Regions from separate parts of the Mus musculus genome. Here region 2 is linked to region 1. A link is a loop called in an ENCODE intact Hi-C map of the cell type or tissue named here. Cell type or tissue: heart. All regions are shown on one strand. Links, peaks and the distances in the headings refer to the core of each region. The heading gives the core; the rest is flanking DNA. Region 1 holds the start of Ift81 (intraflagellar transport 81). Region 2 overlaps Ift81 (intraflagellar transport 81).

What was found. Peaks named below come from ENCODE experiments on the same cell type or tissue, not always from the same donor. Only the 100,000 strongest peaks of a DNase experiment are listed, where the experiment ranks them.
Region 2: a loop joins it to region 1, with 3 times the contacts of the local background. A loop is called at or near these places in 8 of 42 quality-filtered maps.

What each region holds. Positions count from the first base shown.
Region 1 is chr5:122,612,351-122,622,909 of GRCm38, forward strand. It overlaps Ift81 (intraflagellar transport 81), which reads right to left and starts at 2,194. Exons shown (of 19, transcript NM_009879.4): 1 at 2,088-2,194. In heart, for the core only: a CTCF peak has its summit at 1,882; DNase peaks (open chromatin) are centred at 2,181, 5,561 and 9,221; H3K4me3 peaks cover 1,573 bases; H3K27ac peaks cover 5,131 bases.
Region 2 is chr5:122,556,073-122,566,631 of GRCm38, forward strand. It overlaps Ift81 (intraflagellar transport 81), which reads right to left. Exons shown (of 19, transcript NM_009879.4): 15 at 4,587-4,673; 16 at 3,625-3,696; 17 at 3,083-3,168. Among named protein-coding and RNA genes, the nearest start is that of 1700040P09Rik, 47 kb to the left of the region's middle. In heart, for the core only: no CTCF peak of the experiment used is centred there; no DNase peak of the experiment used is centred there; H3K27ac peaks cover 1,412 bases.

The DNA.
Region 1 (10,559 bases), core at 1,604-9,603:
TGGTTCCCAGAACCCACGTGGTGACTCACAAGTACCCCTAACTTCGTTTCCAGGGGATCTTCTGAACATCTGCAGCATTAGGCATCCATGTGGCACACATACATAACAAGCAAAACATTCATATTTATAAAATAAATATTTTAAAGTTTATTTTTTTAATTTTTAATTAAAATTGAATAACTGATTTCTTAACAGCTGAAATGGCTTTACCAAGGGAAACTGCTTTACTAAAATGAAGTGCTGGGCTGGGGATTTATGATGGCTTGCCTAACATGTAGGAAGCCCTGGGTTTGATTCCCAGCACTGAATTAACTGGAGGTCCGTGAGCAGGCCTGTAACGTCAGCACTCAGGAGGTGGAAGCAGGAAGATCACAAGTTCAAGGTGGCCCTTGCTTGGCTACTTAGTGTGAGGTCAAAGCCGCTTGGGCGCCTTGAGACCTTGTCAAAATCACAGCAACAAAACTGAACTGCTATTCCTGAGCACTGCCCCACACTGTAAGCCCAGAAGTGAGGCGGCTGAGAAAGAAGGAGGCAAAGTTTAAGGCCAACCTGGGCTGCACTATAAGACCCTCTTAAACTAGAAAAGGTGAGGTGGACAAGACGACAAAGTCATCTCAATGCTTTCTTAGTTAAAACTATGAGACAGATACTGTTTCACTCAAGACATAAAGTAAGCCCTGAGCATCTTACTCCACCCCCCCCAACACACATGCTCGCGCGCTCTCTCTCTCTCTCTCTCTCTCTCTTTCTCTCCTTTTAAAACAGGTTTTGCTGTGTAGCCTTAGCTGGCCTGGAACTCACGGTGTAGACCAAGCTTCTCTCTCCTGAGTGCTGGAATTAAAATCAAGAGCCACCAAGTCTGGCATGAAATGGGTTCTTTAATTGGGTGGGTGAAGCTTACATTTAGAAGACATTTGGAAGAAAGGAAGGAAGGAAAGGAGGAAGGAAGCTAGAAGGAAGGAAATAAAGTTGTTCTAAAAGATAAGAAAGGATGGCACAACCAGTATGGTTGCTAAATTTAAGGTTTCTTTTTAAGTTTATATATAAAGACTATCTCAGGGATAGTAGTGTGCAATTTTAATCTCAGTGCTAGGAGGCAGAGGCAGGAGGATTTCTGAGTTTGAGGCCAGCCTGGTCTACAGAGTGAGTTCCTGGCCAGCCAGGACTCTACAGAGAAGCATTGTCTCAAAAAACAAGCCAGAAATAAATAAATTACAGAGAATATCTTTACTTTTTAAAAACTTGGGAGGCTCAAGTTTTCAACTGTAAAAATATAATACACATCCTTATATCCACATATATTTAAACTAATTTAGAAGTTGTCCATACGGCTTTTTCTTCTCTGAGAAACACAAAATCAAACCAAATATCTGGATAAGCAAGAAAATGTTGCCAAGAGAAGAAAAGGGGAGGGGCTCACGATTATTACAGGCAACTTAATGGTTGCTAAGGGTGGGGAACCATAATTAAACTCATTGGACCTCCAAAAGAAAAGGGGAGTGAGGTGGGGGCAAAAAAGTCGAAGGGAGAAGGGTTAGGAAATGGATTCCGTGGGAGCAGGAAAGCGAAGAGCGAGAAACGGGGATGGGGTGATGGAATACACTATATGTATGCATGTGTGAATACAGTGGTACCCATTATGCGCAACTAATACACGCCAAGTTTCCAAACTTTTTTAAGAAAAGAAATGAGCTGCGTTGCCCCACCAGCTTTCAGAGGACAGAGATGCTCTTGAACCAGGTAGGGCTGTCGCTGCCCGCCGGGCGCTGCGCGCTAAAATTAGCAAAAGCAATTACTCTCCCTCTTCCAGCGCAACCGGCCGAGCTAATTCACCAGCACTCACCCACTGCAGCACCCAGGGGGAGCCGGGGCAAGAATTAAAACCAGGACGCGCGTGGTATCCGGCCCAGCCGGGGCAGCGCGCGCAGGCCTACGGCCTCCTGCGACGCCCGGAGACCGAGGGGGACCCGCGCGGCCGACCCCCCGCCCCCCGACAGGCCCTGCTGCCGCCACCGGCCGGGAGCGGGCGCAGCTTGACGGGATTCGGGGGTTCGCGGAGTTCCCGACCGCGAGTTGGCGGGGGTTACCTCAAATCCTCCTCACGAAACCACCTCCCCACCCTCGGGAGGCACTGGGGCGCTTGCGGGTTCTTAGAGACCGCTCCTTGGCAACGGTTGCCATGCGGTGACGTCACTTCCTCTGGCTCGGGGAGGAGGGGGGCGCGCGCACACCGGAGGGCGGAGCCTCGGGCTGGAAAGCTTGGCCCTGGTACCTGGGGTTCCGAACCTCTGCAGAAAGCCTAGGGTGACTCTGGCTGTTATTCCCACTTAGACTCCTGCTGATAATAACCTTTGCGAACCGTCTACCGTTCTCACCTTGACAAAGGGCTTAACCTGTGCTGTTTGCGTGTGCTGTTTCATTCATTCATTCATTTATTTACCAAACTTGGGGCGACTTGTTTGAAGCAGGACTGGATAGGGTTTGGGGTCAGAAAGCATTGGGCGTGGTTTCCGAATTTAGGTTTTCGACGAAAGAATCTCCAGGTTAAATCATGCATGGAACAATTATAAACTATGGATTGAGAGACCCAGACATGGAGAGGAGAGACAGACCGGGACAAATGGAGGCCTACTCTGAAAACTAGGTTAGATGCTCAGACATCCTTGGAGAAACAGTAAATGTAATACCAGACTTGCCACAACCTCAAGCTAACAAATGATAAATTAGGCATTCCATACTGCTGACTGCTGGAAATGCAATAGAGAACAAGACCCAATAGGGTTGGTTCTGTCCTCACAGAGATGATGGGGAAAGAGAGGCAATATAGTTAAACAGCCCAGGACGGAGAGAAATGTACCAAGATGTCTCAGTGATGACAGAGTATGTGTGACGTTTACTGGGGGACAGGGATGGCTGAAGGAATCATACTGTCATGTCTCCATTAGACAGAGCGCTGTTTAAAGACCAGTAAAAAGAATCCAAATGACCTGTTGAGGTAGCTCAACTGGTAAAGGCGCTTGGCACACAAACCTAGAGACAGGTTCCACAGAGACAGATTGTGGTGTCCCCACCTGCTACAGACGAAAGGAGGAACTGACTTCACCCTGTGATTCCTTGGTGGGATTCACTGAGGAGTCTAAGAAGACATTCCTAGCAACAGTTTTACAGCATAGAGACCTTGCTTATTCTGTCTGAAACAAACTGTGGGTAGCTTTTCTTTTCCCCCCAGAGACGCCTGGTCAAGTCTGGTATGTAAGCTCCTAATGGTACCTTCTAACTGAACTGTGTTTGAGATTTTGAATAGATTTCTAACAGGCTCTAACAGCGGTTCTGAAAGCTTGTCACTTCTACCTCACCTCCCGCTCCACCCCCTCTTCCTCCACCTCCTCATCCTGTTCTCCTATAGCCTGTGCTAGGAAAGAACTCTACCACTGAGTTACACCTCCGACCTTGCTTTTTATTTTATTACATCATTAATTTATTGTGTGTAGGAGGGCCGGGCCCGTTGTGAGCAAGGCCACCCCTGGGCATGTGGGCCTGGCCGATGTAAGAAAGGTAGCTGAGAATCTCAGGAGAAGCAGGCCAGTAAGAAGTATTCCTTTGTGGTTCCTGCTTCAAGCTCCTGCCTTTTCTTTCCTGATGACGGACTATGATCTGTAAACTAAGTAAATCATTTCCTCCCCAAGTTGTTTTTGGTCATGGTAGTTTATTACGGAAATAGAAAGCAAACTAAAACAGGTGCTTAGATGCTGTGTCATTGGGAAGTTCATATCACTCCTGTATGACTTAATCTAAGAGTTCACTGTCATCTTGACTTGCTCTCTCCCCCCATCTCTGTCTCCTCCCCCTTTGCTCTGAATGGGCTGCTAGTACTGGTGGGCTGCTAGTACTGGGAGGCTTACCCCTGTCCTGGCAGCCTAGTGTTCCAGAAAGTTCTCGGCGAAGACTCTCATTGGCCCAAAAGATGTTAGACTGTTGCCCCCATATGTTCATTTTTATTTTATGTATTTTATGTGTACAGATGTTTTTGTCTGCGTGTGTGTACACCACATGCATGCAGTGCCCATGGAGGCCAGAAGGGAGAGCATCAGACCCTTGGAAATGGAGTTAGAGACTGCTACCAGCCATTATGTGTGTGTGACAAGAATCAAACTTGGGTTCTCTGGAAGAGCAGCACATGATTTTAATGCCTAAGCCATCTCCCCGGACCCGGAGATGATTCCCTTTTTAAATTTTTAAAAAATGCTTTTGGTCATATTTGATTTTGAAACAGTCTTGCAAGCCAGGCAGTGATGGCGCATGCCTTTAATCCCAGCACTTGGGAGGCAGAGGCAGGCAGATCTCTGAGTTTGAGGCCAGCCTGGTCTACAGAGTGAGTTCCAGGACAGCCAAAGAACAGACACAGAGAAGCCCTGACTCAAGAAGAAGAAGAAGAAGGAGGAGGAGGAGGAGGAGGAGGAGGAGGAGGAGGAGGAGGAGGAGGAGAAAAAGAAGCAGTCTTGGTAAGTCACCCATGCTGACCTTGGATCTTTGGTCCTCCTGTCTCAGCTGGGGTACTCCTCCTGTGTAGCTGGGATACCACTGTGCCACACTCCATTCTGTTTGCTTGGTTTGTTTGTTTGTTTGTTTGAAACATGGTCTTTAACATATTGCCCAGACCTGTTTGGAACTCATTGTGTGGCCCAGGCTGGCCTCAAACTCTGCCCTGGCTCCACCTTATATAGGCACGGACACCACACCCCGGTTCAAACCATTCTTGAATCAATCAATTCTTTTCTTACAGCACCAGGAACAGTGGATGAGGGTGGCTCTCCAAAAGGAAGGGCTGGGCTTGTTAGCAGAGGAAGAGATGGTGTTTCATCAAGAGCAAGTATTGGCCAGTTGTGTTGGGAGAGACTGCTACTATGTCTCAAAGCTGGGAATGTGGCTGAATTGGTAGAGCGCTTGCCTAGAATGCACAAAGCCCTGGGTTTGATCCCCAGCACCACTTAAAACGGGCAGCGCCGAGGAGTTAAAGGCGAGACTCTCAGCCATTCTAGGTCATCCTTAATCACATAATGAGCTTGAGGCCAGCCTGTGCTAGGCGGGAGGGAGGGAAACTGAGTCAGTAGTAAAGGCTCTTGCTGCCGAGCCTCATGACCTGAGTTTGATTTCTGGAGCCCACAGAGTGGAAGGAAAGAACAGTCTCCTGAAACTCGTCCTCTGAGCTCCACATAAGGGCACAGGAGATAATTTAAAACGAAAGAAAATGCACATGTATTCATTGTATGGAGTGGATACAATGTTTCTTCTTTGTTTCCCCACCCAAAAAAAAAAAAAATCTGTCTCTCGTGATGGCAAGGGTCCACAGGGGTAATAGTAGAGTCCCTAGATCTTCACAGACGTCTGAGGGGGGCCACACATGCACCGTCTCCAGCCCCTTTTCAGTTCAGAACTTCCAAACAAAAGCCTCCCTGTGCAGAATCCAATGAATCCAAGCCAGTTTTCTGTTTGGGGCCTTAAATTTAGACTTATCATCCTGACCAGGAGATATTTCTGGATCCTGAACGAGCATTCAGTGAATGCCAGTTTCCAAGATGCCATCCCATCTGGGGTGGCTGTGCACACTACCCGAGTTATCTTATCCTTTGGAAACAGGGGAAAATGACCCAGACACTGGGACACACTCAGAAGTGGGTCATTTCATGACCCAAGAATTGTCATTTAACACCTTGGTCATCTAGGCTACGTGGAGATGAAAGTCATTAGATCTAAATGGAAACCTGAATTGAGGTTTGAGTGTACCCCAAGCTCTCTCCGCTCTGGCGGTTGGATCTTGTGGGCACATGTGGTAGCAGGATGTGCTCTCTTAAAAGGCAGAAAGATAAATAGTCTCTGAAACATTCAGCTAAACGGACGAGATTCCAGGAGGTCTAATTAAATGCATGCCTGGTGCTACACTTTGTCAGGCTTTCCCAGTAATGGATTTTGTGTTTGCAAATGGACTACACTTTGCAAAGCCCGAAAATCACTGTCCAGATGAATGGGCTAAATAAAGTAGCCAAAATTCTATTACAATTTATATAGACTCCTTGGTTATCCATTTGGATTGAAATATAGTCATCACCCGACATTCCCCCAGGGGCTCAAACCATCATCAGTAAGGCTGAGAGCTATTTACCAGCAGCCTTGAGAAACACTTCACAAACCTGTCAGAACTCACTCCAATATTACCGTGTGTGGCACGGCCTGGCCCAATTTCTCCTCCTCGGGAAGCAATTCCCATTGCTGATACTGGGCTATGCTTCCCATAGCAAATCTGCACTTGCTACAGAAGCTGTGAAATCTTTGGGGGAGAAGAGGAGACACCCCCCTTTCAAGGGGGTCAACAGAGACAAGAGGTATCCCAGGTTAGAGACAGGGCCCTAGAAAAGATGGGAACACTCCACAGAGGCCATGCCACAAGTCCTGTGGCTTCCGGTCTGAATGACTCTCAGTCCTTGTCCCGGGCTTCTCATGGAGGCAGAAGAGCTGTTGGTTGTGAATGGAGCTGCAGGCTGGGATGATGAGTGGGCATACTCAAAGTTTCACTCCTGCAGAAAACCCCTGGAAGCTGGCATCCCTAAGCATGTGTGCCCATGGAGTGGGGCACCCTATCATGAGAGTCCATTCATAGCACAAGAGGGACTCAACGTCAGACTTCAGCAGTTACAAAATAATAAAGTCATCCATGCAGATCAATGATGACCTCTGTCAGTTGGCAATCCCATTAAGGTAGAGGCGGCCCACCCCCAGGGTAATGGAAGAGTGAAGGAAAGGTGGCTAAGGTAGGTGGCTAAGGGACTCTGCAAGGGTTGACATCAACATATTGTGGGGTTTTCTTTGCCTCTAGGGGGCTCTTGAAGCAGCCCGCTCTCCCTATAGTCTAACTTTTGTTGGTATTATTTTATGTGTATATGTGCATGAAGAAACCTGATTGTGTGGAGGTCAGAGACTAACCCTGAGGAGTCAGTTCCTCCCTTCTGACTCATTAAATAGTAGCTCGCTTGTGTCTTCATACTCATACTTCATACCGACCTGTGAACTTTGGGACAACTCTCCTGTCTCCACTTCCCAAGGTAGGAGATACAGATAGGTGTTGCCATACCCAACTTTTTGTGGGTTCTGGGGATTGGATCCAGGTCATCAGGCTTGTGTGGCAAACACATTTACCTGCCCCCACCTTCCCTCTCTTTCTGAGCTAGAACCTCAGAATCCAGGCTGACCTTGAACTCATAGTTTTCTTGTCTCCTGCACTGGATTGCAGGCGTGTGTTGCTACATTCAGCTAAGCAGCCTTGTCTCCACCCATGTGGAGCTAATGGTTGGAAAAAAAAACAAAACAAAAAAACAAAACTCCAAGCAAACACTTCAGAGTCAAAGCAGAGGAAAATGGACAAAACACACACACACACACACACACACACACACACACACACACACATTGGCCAGTGATGGAAACGAAAGTATATTTTTGTTCTGGATGCTTCTCCGATGCTTTTTTTTTTCTCTCTCTTCTTTTCCTGAGCTAAATGTTTGGTGTATTTATAGACTTCCAGGGGGAGTATTTAAGGGTAGCCAGCGATAGAGCTGCCTCTGGGGCTGTTACAAAACTCAGAACCATTCGGGAAAAGGTTGACGGGAGGGTGGGAGAGGGTGAGAAGAGGCCAGGAACAGAGGGACACAGGTGGGCTTCATTCCTCACGTGACCAAGACCTTCTCAGTCTCCTGAATGGGTGACGTCAGGGCAAGGTTTTGATAGGGCACCAGATGGAATGACAGAACCCAAAGGATGGATAAGCCAATGTATGAACAAGGAAACCGTGGTTGGTGCATTGTAAAGTAAAAACGAGAGTCTGCCCAAGAAGCAGAGAAAATAGGGGCTGGGGGGATGAGGTGCTTGCTGTGCAGGCATGAGGACTTGATTTAAATCCTTAGAGTCCATGGGGAAATGTCAGGCATGGAAAGGGAGAATCAGGAGGATGCTTGGAGCTCAACGGTTTGTCAGTCTAGGCCAAAATGATGGGTACCAGGTTCAGTGAGAGACCATATTGAAAGTAACTTAGGTAGCGCTGGGCAATGGTGGCATCTGCCTTTAATCCCAGCACTCAGGAGGCAGCAGAACCAGGAGGAACTCTGAGTTCGAGGCCAGTCTGGTTTGCATAGTGAGTTCCAGGGCAGCCAAGGCTACAGAGAAACCCTGTCTCGACAGACAGACAGACAGTAATTGAGAAAGACAGTGGACATTGATATATGGCTTCCATTAGTATGGGCACACATGTGCATCTGCAGGCATCTGTGTATATAAACACACACACATGAAGTACTGGTACATGCTGTACCATGGACGAACCCGTAGGATACTGTGCTGAGGGAAAGACCCCATCCCAAAGGACATATATTGAACAAGTGAGCATTCTAGCAACTGAGCCATCTTCTAGCTTTCTTGCCTTGTCCACTGCTATGTTGTTCAGTGCCTAAAATGGCCTGGCACTTAACTGGTGTCTATCAGATGCCCATGAGCACAAAATGGGCTAAGGTCAAATCAGCTGTTATTTCTTGGGTGCCACTAAACAAAAACATTTTATGGCATTGCTTTATACATATGTGTCCACCTACTGTGTGCCAGGCACTACAAGTACAAGGGCCACTGCAATAGTACAGAACAAGACAGACCAAAAATCCTGCCCGATGGGGCACGTTTTCATTACAACAACAGAATAGTGTCAAACAAATGTACTGTTGCTATTTTGATAGAGAAGAAAACAGAGTGAGGTCTCAAAGGGTCACAAGGCTACTCAGTTCACTCGGATACCTAGCTTCACCCCCATGTCCTAGCAGGTGTTGAGTTTTGCCCAGAGATGGGCCTCAGTGGTTACAGATCTCAGGCCCTGACATTGCTTCTCAGAAGGACCAAACTTGCCCTTCTGGGAACAGGACCCAGAGCAATGGAAACAAGCGAATCCCATGACCTCAATGTCCCTTGCCTGCTCCCTCCCCTCTGCCCCCAACTCCATGACGAAGGCTCACACCTGGGGTGTTGTAGATTTGAGCCACAGATCTTAGTCACCCCACTAGCTTATCGGCATGTGACATCCCCGAGTGGCTGAGGCCTGCGGGCCAAGCAAAGAATTCAGCTGGAGTAAAAATAAACCGATCGCATTCCTTGGCAGCCCCCTGCCCCTTCCCACTCTCAGCCGGCCATCCAGGCAGCAGAGGCTGCCAGGGAAGGCAGGGGGAGGGAGGGGGGAGGAAGCTAGCAGTGTTGCTGTCCAACCCTGAGAAAGAGAGAGAGAGGGAGAGGACAAGAGGGAGGGAGAGAGAGAGATGGCCTTATATGGGAACATAGGCAGACAATATGTGGCAATGGCTTAGAGGGCAGCAGAGGTCAGATACCAGACAGATGGAAGAAATTAAACATGGGACACAGCAGGTTCTGGGCCCAGAAAACAGCTCTTGTTTCACAGTGAAGCTACACAAAGCCTGGCCTGGTTTCCTTTTTTTTTTTTTTTTTTTTTTCTTTTTTCTTTTTCTTTTTCCCCTAAACAGCAAGACTTTTATCCAAAACTCTCCATGACTTTGTTTCTGGCTCCCTGCTCCATGGTTGGCTGACAGAGGTCTTGGGCCTTTGGAAGTCATTTCTTTGACGAACCATCTACCTTGTCAGAGAACACAAGGAGAAAGAAGACCAGGCCTGTCTCTTACAAGTCTCCCAAAGCACATACATTAGTGGGTAATTGTTGTGATCGTAAAACGATAAAGAGCTAGTAAGATATGTTCTATAGGGGTGTGGGGAGGTGTGGGGGAAGAGGGTGTCTCAGAGGGCCCATGCCAAGGCATCCCTTCCCCCTCAGGGACCAGCCACACAACGGTATAGTATAGAATAGAGTTTATTCAGGGCATGGGGAGGGGAGTTAAGAGAGTAGTAGAGTCAGAGAAAGGCAGAGAGAGGGAGAGAGTAGAGAAGAGGCCAGCCATGAACACGTGGAGAGCGGGGGGGGGGGGGGAGGGTATGGAGAGCGAGAGGGCAAGAGAGGTAAGAAGAGGCAAGAGAGAGGGGAGGAGCCAAGCAGTCCCTTTTATAGTGGTCCAGGCCTACCTGACTGTTGCCAGGTAACTGTAGGGAGAAGCATACCTGGCTGTTGCCAGGTAACTGTGGGGGTGGAGTCCAGACAGAGTGCCAACAGTAATGAAATTTTCAAACAAACAAACAAACAAACAGAACCAGCCATTCAACAAATACTGAGACTCACTTATTTTCGGACCTTGTTCCAGAGGCTGGAAAGACTTGACCCATATTTCAACAAATAAAAATATTTGCTCAACTCTGCCCATGTCCATTACTACTGATGATGCAGAACATTGGCTGAGAGTCATCTGGCCTCTGCCCTCATGGACTCAGGAAACTGAAAGGAGGCAGAAATGACAGATAGGGATGAGCCCTCGGTTCTGAAGACAAGCTCTTCGAGTAGCGCCCATGAATATCTCCATTTAACACAGGACATTTCAACCTTGCCGTGGTGGACACTGAGGCTGACCAGT
Region 2 (10,559 bases), core at 1,732-9,731, 56 kb before region 1:
ATTCTAAATGAATATTAAGATAATTTAATATTGGGGCTGGAGAGATGGCTCAGAGGTTAAGAACAATGATTGATCTTCTAGAGGTCCTGAGTTCAATTCCCAGTAACCACATGGTGGCTCACAACCATTTGTAATGGGATCTGATGCCTTCTAGTGTGTTCTGGTGTGTCTGAAGACAGCTATGTTGTACCTATATGCACAAAATAAATAAATCTAATAAAAAAGTTTAACAAGAGATAATTTAATATTATTTTTGCATACACACATGTATGTATACATATATTTCCCATGTATTGGCTAACATGCACATGTGCAGATATATTAGCATTTTCATGGTTGAATATGGAACAGTGTACACTAAAGCATTAATAGTAGACTGTTAAAGCATGAACCATGACAATATGGCCTGCATCTTTAAAACATTTTTATTTTATTTCATAGGTTTGGGTATTTTGTCTGCATAGGGGTCACCACAAGGTGAGGAACAGTATTAGTGTTGCAGCATTAGAAGGGTGGAGAACCACTGCTCTAAGCCATCTCTCCAGTCATCCTCTACCCACCATCTCCTTCTCTGCCCTTTTTGAAAGATCTCACAGAGCCCAGTATAATCTCACACTTAGCTAGCCTTGAATTACTGGTCCACCTGCCTTCACCTCTCAAGTGCTGGAGTTTACAGTGGTGTTTCACCACACAATAGGTCCTTTCCTTTGCTTTTCTTCCTTTTCCTTTCCTCTCCTTTCCCCTTTCCTTTTCCCTTACCTCCCCTCTTTCCTTCCCTCCCCTTTCCCCCTCTTTTTTTCATTCTTTCTTCCTTTCTTTCAACAGGGTCTTACTAGGTATTTGGCTGGTTTTGAATTCACCTCGGTAGACCAGGCTGGCCTTGAGCCCACAGCGATCTGTCTGCTTTGCCTTCTGAGTGCTGGAAATACACACACACACACACACACACACACACACACACACCTTTAACAAGGTCCTGCCATTTTTCTCAGGCTGGCCTCAAACTCAAGTAGCCCAGGCCAGCCCTAACCCCACGATCCTCTAGCCTCAGCCTCCCAGTGCTGAGGTTACAGGTATCTGCCGCTATGCTCACCACATTTTGTCTGGAAAGCACTGAATTTCTACTTATAATGATTACTTTTTGGTTTTACAGATAATTTTTATGAGCTAAAAGCTCATTTAAAGTGAAAAATTCAAAGTATTGAAAAATTACAGTACAATTATATTTTAATGGTGTTTAAGAAAAAAAGCACAATTTAGAGTAGGTGACATATTAAGGTCAAAGGATTAAGGAACAGATGGAAGTGTCCAGAGTAGTTTGTGCCAATCTGACACAAGATAGTCGTTTAGGAAAAAGGACTCTCAACTGAGAAAATGCCTCCATAAGATCCAGCCACAGGCAAGCCGGGAACACATCTTCTTAATCAGCAATACATGTAAGAGGGCCCTGCTCAGTGTGGTGGTGCTGCTCCAGGGCTGTCAGTCCTGGGTGGTCTACAAACTCAGGCTGAGCAAGCTATGAGGAACACGCCAGTGAGCAGCCGTCCTCCACAGCTCTGCACCAGCTCCTGCCTCCAGCTTCCCCCCTAATTGAATTCCTGCCCTGACTTCCCAACACCTATAAGCTGAAATCAACTGACTTTGGTTGATGGCATCTTATCACAGCAATAGAAACCTTAACAATACAAGGAACACGGGAGGAGTCTTTAGACTCTGTATATTTGTTTGTTTGTTTAGGGTTTTGTGAAACAGGGTTTTTCTGTGTAACATCTCTGGCCTCAAACTCAGAGATCTACCTGCTTCTGCCTCCCAAGAGCTGTGATTAAACACATGTCACCATGCCTGGCTAGCTCTTATATTTCAATGCAAATATGTTTTATTTTTCTGTGCAAACTTAGATTGTCCTATTAGAAGAATTTAGCAAGATAAGATGAGAAACCCAGCAGCACAAGCAGAGCCAGGCCACACCCCTGCAGCGGGAGGCATGAGAGAGAGGTGGATCTCTGTGAGTTTGAGGCTAGCCTGGTCTACAGAGTGAATGCCAGGATAGCCCGGGGTACATAGTGAGACTCTGTCTTGAGAAAAAGAAAAGGAGAACCGTAAAGTTTACGTTGTGTAAATGAAGCTAAATGAGGACTTTTATAGTTAATGTGTAAGAGTATGTACTAAAGTCTCTATTTATAGGACATCTCCGGGCTGCCTCGCCTGCCAGCACACTACAGACTCTGCAACAGACAGCTTCTACAACAGACAAGTTCCCAGGCTCCTTCTGGTAACACTAATGCAAGCACGGTCCCTCGAAATCTCAAGCGCAGGCTCAGACAAATGACTCCTCCCTTTAGTGTTCTTACTGGCGAGTAAGAAGAAGACATAGCTGTGATGGTGAGTGAGGAAGGATACGCTCCCACGACTGCATTTTATTACAACTTGCAAATGTTTTACAAATTTATTATTTTAAGGCAAGAGTTGATTCAAATTGATTTAAGGCAAGACTACAACACAGTTGAGACTACAAATAAACTCCCCATTCAAGGACTAAGCAGTGTTTACATACAGTTCTTATTTCAGAGGCTGGCATACCGCAGTCACATGCTTCTAGCTAAAAGGCAGCTGCCACACTGCACTATTAGCAGGTAGATGACCAGAGTCCCAGCCATGTGTGCTTAACGAGATGACATTAAAACGCTAATGCTTACAGAAAGCAAATATAAAAGCACACATATTCCTGGGGCTTGGAGGGGGGCTAATGATTCATGCAATGTGAAAGGCTTTGGAACCAGGCAGTGGTGATGGCTCAGCACAGTGAATGTAATCAGGGCCACTAATCACATGCTTACAAGTGGCTAAGGTGACACATTTTATATTTTATACAAATATATATTTTCTACATGAAAAAAAGCAAGCAAGCAGCACAATTATATGTACTCCTATCCTGTTAGGAGGGTTAGACTATCCTAAGATTCAGTGTTCAACAGCAGCTTAGCATCTGACAGCTGAAATATTCTCTATGTTCCTATCTTATTTACAAATCTTGTATAGTTAAAGAGAAAGAATCATTCATATAAGAATAAAAATCACTTACCTAATTGCTTTCCTCTTCTCTTGCTGATCAGAAGAGACGTACGCCTTCATCTCATCAGTCGCTCGACGAAGCTCAACTTCTAGGTTCTACATGTAACATAAAACAAGTTTCAGGAAGTTGTTAATACTTAGAGGGAGGTCTCAGATGGGGCCTAAAACTGGTTCAGTGGGTAAAGGCAAGAGCCATCAAGTCTCACAACCTGAGTTCCATCCCCAGTACCCACACAGTAGAAAGAGAATGCTGAGTCCTGTAAGTTGTTCTCTGATCTCCTCACATGCACCAGGGCACATGGTGTGTATGTTCACAAACATACACAATCAATAAAATAATTTTTAGGACAGTTATGGTGGTGCACATCTTTGATTCCAGCCCTCAGGAAGCAGAGGCAGGCAGATTTCTGTGAATCTGAGGCCAGCCTGGTCTATGTAGCAAGCTTCAGAACAGCCAGGACTACAGAGAGACTCTGTCTCAAAGCACAAACAAACAAAAGAAAAAAACTTAACCTTTGTCAAGAAAGCCTCTGACCCCACTCCTTGCCTTACCTTAATCATGCAGTTTGTATAGTGGTATTTACTTTCTTCTTGAAGACATTCCTCACGAAGTCCTCGCACTTCCTACAGTAGATAATGTTACAGGGGCAACCAATGATTGAAAGAGCAGAAGACTCGTTGCTTTAGATGAACAGCAGAAGAGCAAGCGTCAGAACCAGCTCCTCAGGACTGCTGCTTTATGATGACTGCGCAGCCGCACCGCGGGTCCTGAGACTCGTCCTAGTGCGTTCTAACCTCAGCAGCAGTTACTCATTTATTTATTAAGTCCTACTGTGTGTCTAGCACTCTTGTAAGAATTAGGGACATAGCAGTGAGGAAGAAATGGGGTTCTTCCTCTCATAGACAAGGAAACAGGAATGAAGAGTGGTCCCCATGGGTGCAGGTTCATGTGGACACCTCAGCCCTGGGGAGATGGTACTGTAAGGTGTGTCAGCCTGCGGCGGGGAGTGGGAATCTCTAGGCAGAGGGATCAGTAGGAGCTGACTTTCAGGCTGAGATCTATGTGCTGAGGATAAGGGGGAAGAAGACACTGAGTGTCCCAGGCAGACAGGAGCACACACAGTAACCTGGAAGTAGAACGGAGCTTGGCCAGTTTGGAGTTCAGACACAGACCACCATGCTGGACAAGGAGGAGGACTACAGGACACAGATATGACCTTGACCAGCAGCAGGAACCCCATACAACATAGCCTGAAGGTTAGGTTTACTTCAAGTGTACTGGGAAGCCAATGGAGGGTGGCTTATATATGATATCACGTCTGCTCTAGGAGATGACCTTAGGCATTGGTCATACAGATAGAAAAATTCAAGTTTAAAGAAATAGAATTTCTGGTACTGTGGAGGAATGCTAGAAGGCAGCGGTAAAGATGTAAGAACATCATGACTCAGGGGGTGAAAATGTGCACAGGTGGGCAGCATTGGCTGCACTGTTAAAACAGAAGCCCTCTTCTTACCTGCTCTAATTTGGACCGGTTGCTTTCAAGGCCTGCTGCACAGCTATCATACTGGGCTTTCTTCTCATCACACTCCTGGGTTAGTTCCTAGTTTGAAAAGGGCAGATGATTAAGTGGAAAACAAAGGCAGAAACCATGCCTCGGAAACAATGCGCGTCCTTGTCAGTCCTGTAACTTAACTCTAAGCTTCCTGGCATGCTGACGAGTTATTTATACAACAACTGGACAGTCAAGAATTATGACAGGCGGAGGTGCTGATAAGAACAATGGCTGCCGTGTACTGATCTGTGTGCCAGGCTCTAGCTTATGAGCTGGGATACAACAGTGAACAAACAGCACGCCCCTCAGTGATGCCCAGAGCCAGGGGCTGCTGGAGCCTCAGTGATGCCCAGAGCCACGGGCTGCAGTGTGACCTGTGCAGGAGCACACAGGACTTTCAAACCTAATCTAGGCTTGGGGATCAGTGGAGACAACATCTTGGAGAAACCAATATCTAAACCGAGAATGAGGTATTAGTAAGAATAATTAGAAGGTGAGCAAGGGAAAGGAGATGCTTTTTTTTTTTTTTTTTTTTTTTTTTTTAAGGAACACTGTGTGTAAAGGATTGGAAACAAGGGAGAACAAAAATTCAGGGATGTGTGAATAGTGTCCATTTTTGGACTGAATCTGAGAACAGGGAGAGAAGAGGAGGAAGATGTACGTGGGCTGTGATAAGAACTCTGAATCCTATTAGAACCCTGGACAGTAACTAAATCTTCAATACTGAAGGAGGTGCTGACATAAAGCTTAAAGAACATGCAGGAAGGTCAGTGCCTTGCTGAGATTATACTGCTATGAAGGGCAGAGGCAGGGTGAATTCAAGCTCTTTTAGTAGTTTCCACATTTATTTAGATATTTTGAAGGAGATAATCTGAAAATCTCTAGCAAATACACAGTGATGATTAGTATCTGCAAATGTTGCTAAGGAGAAGCAAATGTCTCGTAAAATCCAAGGCTGAACTGAACTGCCAAGGAATTAGAACCATCAGTCTTGGGAAGCAGAGACTAGCAGTGCTATCTTGGGGAAAGGAGTCTGCACTGCAGAGGGATAATGCCAGCCACAGGGTAGGGGAAGCACTGGGAACACCAGGCGAGGAGGTGGAACTGAGGACCCTATGTAGACCCAAGCTGCTCTCAATGAGGAAACTTCTAAAGGGTTAAGGGTTAAGAAGGAAGAGTTATGATCAGCCTGAAGACAACCGTGGTTAGCCATAGCATCCCTGGACACAGGGGCGCACCCTGAGCATCCTTGGACACAGGGCACACATTGAGCATCCCTGGACACAGGGGCACACATTGAGCATCCCTGGACACAGGAGCACACCCTGAGCATCCCTGGACACAGGGGCACACACTGAGCATCCCTGGACACAGGGGCACACGCTGAGCATCCCTGGACACAGGGGCACACCCTGAGCATCCCTGGACACAGGGGCACACACTGAGCATCCCTGGACACAGGGGCACACCCTGAGCATCCCTGGACACAGGAACACACCCTGAGCATCCCTGGACACAGGGGCACACACTGAGCATCCCTGGACACAGGGGCACATGCTGAGACCTTGCAGGCCAGAGTCCTGCTGCCTGTGCTGTCTCTGTGGATTGGGACTGCATACGGCTGGTGTAACTAGACCAGCGAAAGCTGCAGAGAGGAGCCGCTACCCTATGGGTCACACTGAGCTAAAGCAGAAGCCAGGGAGGTGGCTTGGGGGGTAATGGATTTGTCGACAAGCCTAATATCCAAGTTCAACCCCTGGGAGCCACACACTGACTCTCACAAGTTGACCTCTGACATCTGTGCATGTACACACACACACACACACACACACACACACACACACCCAACAAAATAAATAAATGAATGAATGTAACAATCATATGTCTCTTAAGTGGAGAAAGAAAGCAGTTGTGTGTACTTAGACAGCTTACAGGACCTATGTTCAGATCTCAGCACCTACACTGGGCAGCTCACAACCATCTACACTGGGCAGCTCACAACCATCTACACTGGGCAGCTCACAACCATCTACACTGGGCAGCTCACAACCATCTACACTGGGCAGCTCACAACCATCTACACTGGGCAGTTCACAACCATCTACACTGGGCAGCTCACAACCATCTACACTGGGCAGTTCACAACCATCTACACTGGGCAGCTCACAACCATCTACACTGGGCAGCTCACAACCATCTACACTGGGCAGCTCACAACCATCTACACTGGGCAGCTCACAACCTTCTACAATCCAGATCCAGAGGATTCTAGGATTTCTTCTAGCTCTCATCGTTGTCCCACTCCTGCCGCATGCACACACACACACACACACACACACACACACACACACACAACTAAATAATAATAATAATAATTAACAATAATAATAAAAACACGTCTGTACTGTGTGTCTTTAACCCCAGCACTCAGGAGGCAGAAGCAGAGGCTGGTGAATTTCTGTAAATTCAAAGTCAGCCTGGTCTACATAGTGAGTTTCAGGCCAGCCAGGGCTATATAATTAGACTCTGCCAATAAGTAAACAAGTAAATAAATAGACATACAGACAAATAAACAAATAAAATCTACTTACTAACTCCCATAAAACTTCTGGAAAATATTTAAGGCCCTATTAAGTTATATTCTCTTTCTCTGATGAAGGGGCAGACAGGAAAAATAGTATATTTGAGACAAGGCCTCAGGTAGCGTTAGCTGGCCTTGAACTGTTTTTTGTTTGTTTGTTTGTTTGTTTGTTTTTTGAGACAGGGTCTCTGTATAATTGTTCTGGCTGTTCTGGAACTGACTATGTAGACCAGGCTAGCTTTGAACTCACAGAGATCCTCCTGCCTCTGTCTCCTGAGTGCTGGGATAAAGGCGCATAGCCCCACGCTCAACTGAACTTGTTCTCTCTAATGAAGATCCCTTTGGGTTTAGCAGAGAAGCACCGAGACAGCGCCTTAGCAACACTGCTTGCTCACTCACAAGTTGGGCAGAGCCACAGAACAAAGGCAATTTCTTACTTTTATAGACTTAAAAAGAGATTTACGCTGGGCGTGGTGGCGCACGCCTTTAATCCCAGCACTCGGGAGGCAGAGGCAGGCAGATTTCTGAGTTCGAGGCCAGCCTGGTCTACAGAGTGAGTTCCAGGACAGCCAGGGCTATACAGAGAAACCCTGTCTCGAACCCCCCCACACACACAAAAAAGAGATTTACTTTTATTTAAATGTACAGGAATGTCCTGGTTTGTATATGCTTGGCCCAGGGAGTGGCACTATTAGAGGTGTGGCCTTAGGTACATCACTGTGGGCATGGGCTTAAGACCTTTATCCTAGCTGCCTGGAAGTCAGTCTCCTCATAGAAGCCTTCAGATGAAGACATAGAACTCTGAGCTCTGCCTGTACCATGCCTGCCTGGATACTGCCATGTTCTCACCTCGATGATAATGGATTGAACCTCTGAACCTGTAAGCCAGCCCCAACTAAATGTTTTTATGAGTTGCCTTGGTCATGGTATCTATCCACAGCAGTAAAACCCTAACTAAGACAATGTATGTATGTCTCTGTGGTCATCTGTCACATATGTGCAGGGGCCCATGGTGGCCAGAAGAAGGTATCAGAACCCTGGAGCTAAAGTTACTGGGCGCTGTGTGGGTGCTCTGATGTAGACTCTGATTTCTAGAAGAGCAGCAAGTGCTCTAAGCCACCTTGAGACTTTAAAGGGGAGAAGGCTGGGCCTAGAAATAAGGCCTACAAGGTAATCCGGGGCTTCTGTGTGCTAGGAATTAGCAGCTTGGTGAAGCTGGGGTATAAGGCCACACCTTAGGCCTAGGATGGAGAGAAAGCTGTAGGGGGTGCGGCTGCACCCCTCTATAGCAGCAGAATCTATGGTCAAGATGACCTCAATCATCCTCCACCCCGTCCCAGCCCAAGTGCTGGGTTACAGTGTTTGTCACAGTCCCAGCTCTGCTTGGTGCTGGGGATTAAACCTAGGCTCTGGCATGTTAGGCAAGCACTCTACCAACTGAGTGCCACATCCTAGTCCCTCCAAACGTCCCCCTAGACAGTGCTGCACAGCTTGAATCATGTGTAATTTGGGGGTTTGTAGGGTTTTTGGATACATGATCTTTCATGGAGTCTATGATGGCTTCAAGTTCAACATGTGGATGTAACCAGAGATGACCTTGAACCTCTTACCCTTCCAGTTCCACCACATCCAGCTGAGTTTTACAATCAATCAATAAAAAGTATTTCAAGAAAACTAAACTATTAGATTGTATACTCTAAACTGAGTATACAATTACAATTGCATGTAATTAGTTATTCCATTTAATTACACAGCAATAGAATTGCCTCTAAGAAAACAAACTTTTCAAGGTGTTATTCTAGTTACAGATGATTAAATGTTAAGGTGTAAATCTTGAGTTGGTGATACTCTTGATTTTAAGTAGTTATAAAACTTAATTTTAGAATGCATTCCAAATACAATAGAAATAACTGAGGATAGCCCATTAAAGTTAAAAGTATACAATATTTTAAAATACTCTTGGTCTTTAAATGTATGATAGTGTCACTGGGCATGTTGGCACATACCTTTAATTCCAACTCTTTGGGACTGGGGCAGGCTGAGCTCTACAAGTTCAAGGCCAGCCAGGACTACATAGTGAGATCTTCACTTAAAACAAACTGAAACAAAAACAAAATAAAAAGGCACAGCCTCAAAGGCTGCGGGATTCCCTTAGCTCCTGAGTTCTGGGCAACTACAACAATCTGAATGTAAACAATGGGTGTTAGGACTTGGGGATGTAGTTTACCAACACAATGCTTTGCCTAGCAAGTGTCAAATGTGGGACTCCATCTGCAGCATCAGAAAAGTAAAACAAAACAAAACATACAAAAACCTCTGAAAGGCTAGGGAATAGTTTAGTGGCAGGCCTAGTTTAGTGCTTGTCTAGCATGTGAAAGGCCCTGGATTCCATCTCTACCACCACAAAACACACAAATAAATCAAGGGCAACAGAGAAGTTAGTAGTCAACACTGGTATAACAAGACTAGAAAGGCCATCCTGTGGTTGGAGGCGTAACTAATTCCCACAGGAGGAGGAGGGGGACCATGATACGGGGAAAAAAGAAACAGTGGTAAAAAGACTTGAAGGTGGCAGGAATAGAGGAAGATCCCCAAAGATTCAGGGGTCACATTACATTACTAGTGCAGTGTTAGAGACACTTGCTCTGCCGTCTGCCACTATACAATCTTAGACAAGTCACTAGTCTCTATGCCTGCCTGCCTGCCTCCCTCCCCACCTCTGTTCCTTTCTTTCTCTCCATAAAGGAAGTTCCTGTCTCTTTGGATTGTTTGTCAGGTCCAATGAGAAATGTCAGAGTACAAGGTACATAGCTAGTGCTTAATAAATATTGTTAATACCAAATTTACCATCACTATCTATAAGTCCCCATTGCTAACACTCGTACAGCTTTTCTGGTTTCATAGCATCCCTCTGGCCTATTCCACAATATACTAAGTAATATATACATTACTTGCTCTTTAGATGTGATTTCTTTTATCTTGCTTGAATTTCCTTATGTGCTGCTACCATACCGCTTAGAGCATAAACCTGAGAGAGCAGGGCTGTCTCTTCGATCTCCTCTGTGATGGCAGCAGTGTGTAATGAGATAGACTGAGATAAGGCAACTTAGGCAGGACATGCAGACATGGTAGCATTCACCTTTAATTCTAGCACTTGGAAGAGGCACATGGATCTCTTTAAATCCAAGGCCAACATGGTGTAAACATAGTGTTCCAGGACAGCCAGAGCTATGCAAAATGGGAGAAAGACCCCGGGGGGGGGGGGAATTTGCAGGCTAAAGTAAGACCCTTCCTTGAGTCTCCCATTTGTCTGTCTGGATAAGCTTCTAAACCTATCTCAGACTGTGTGGCAT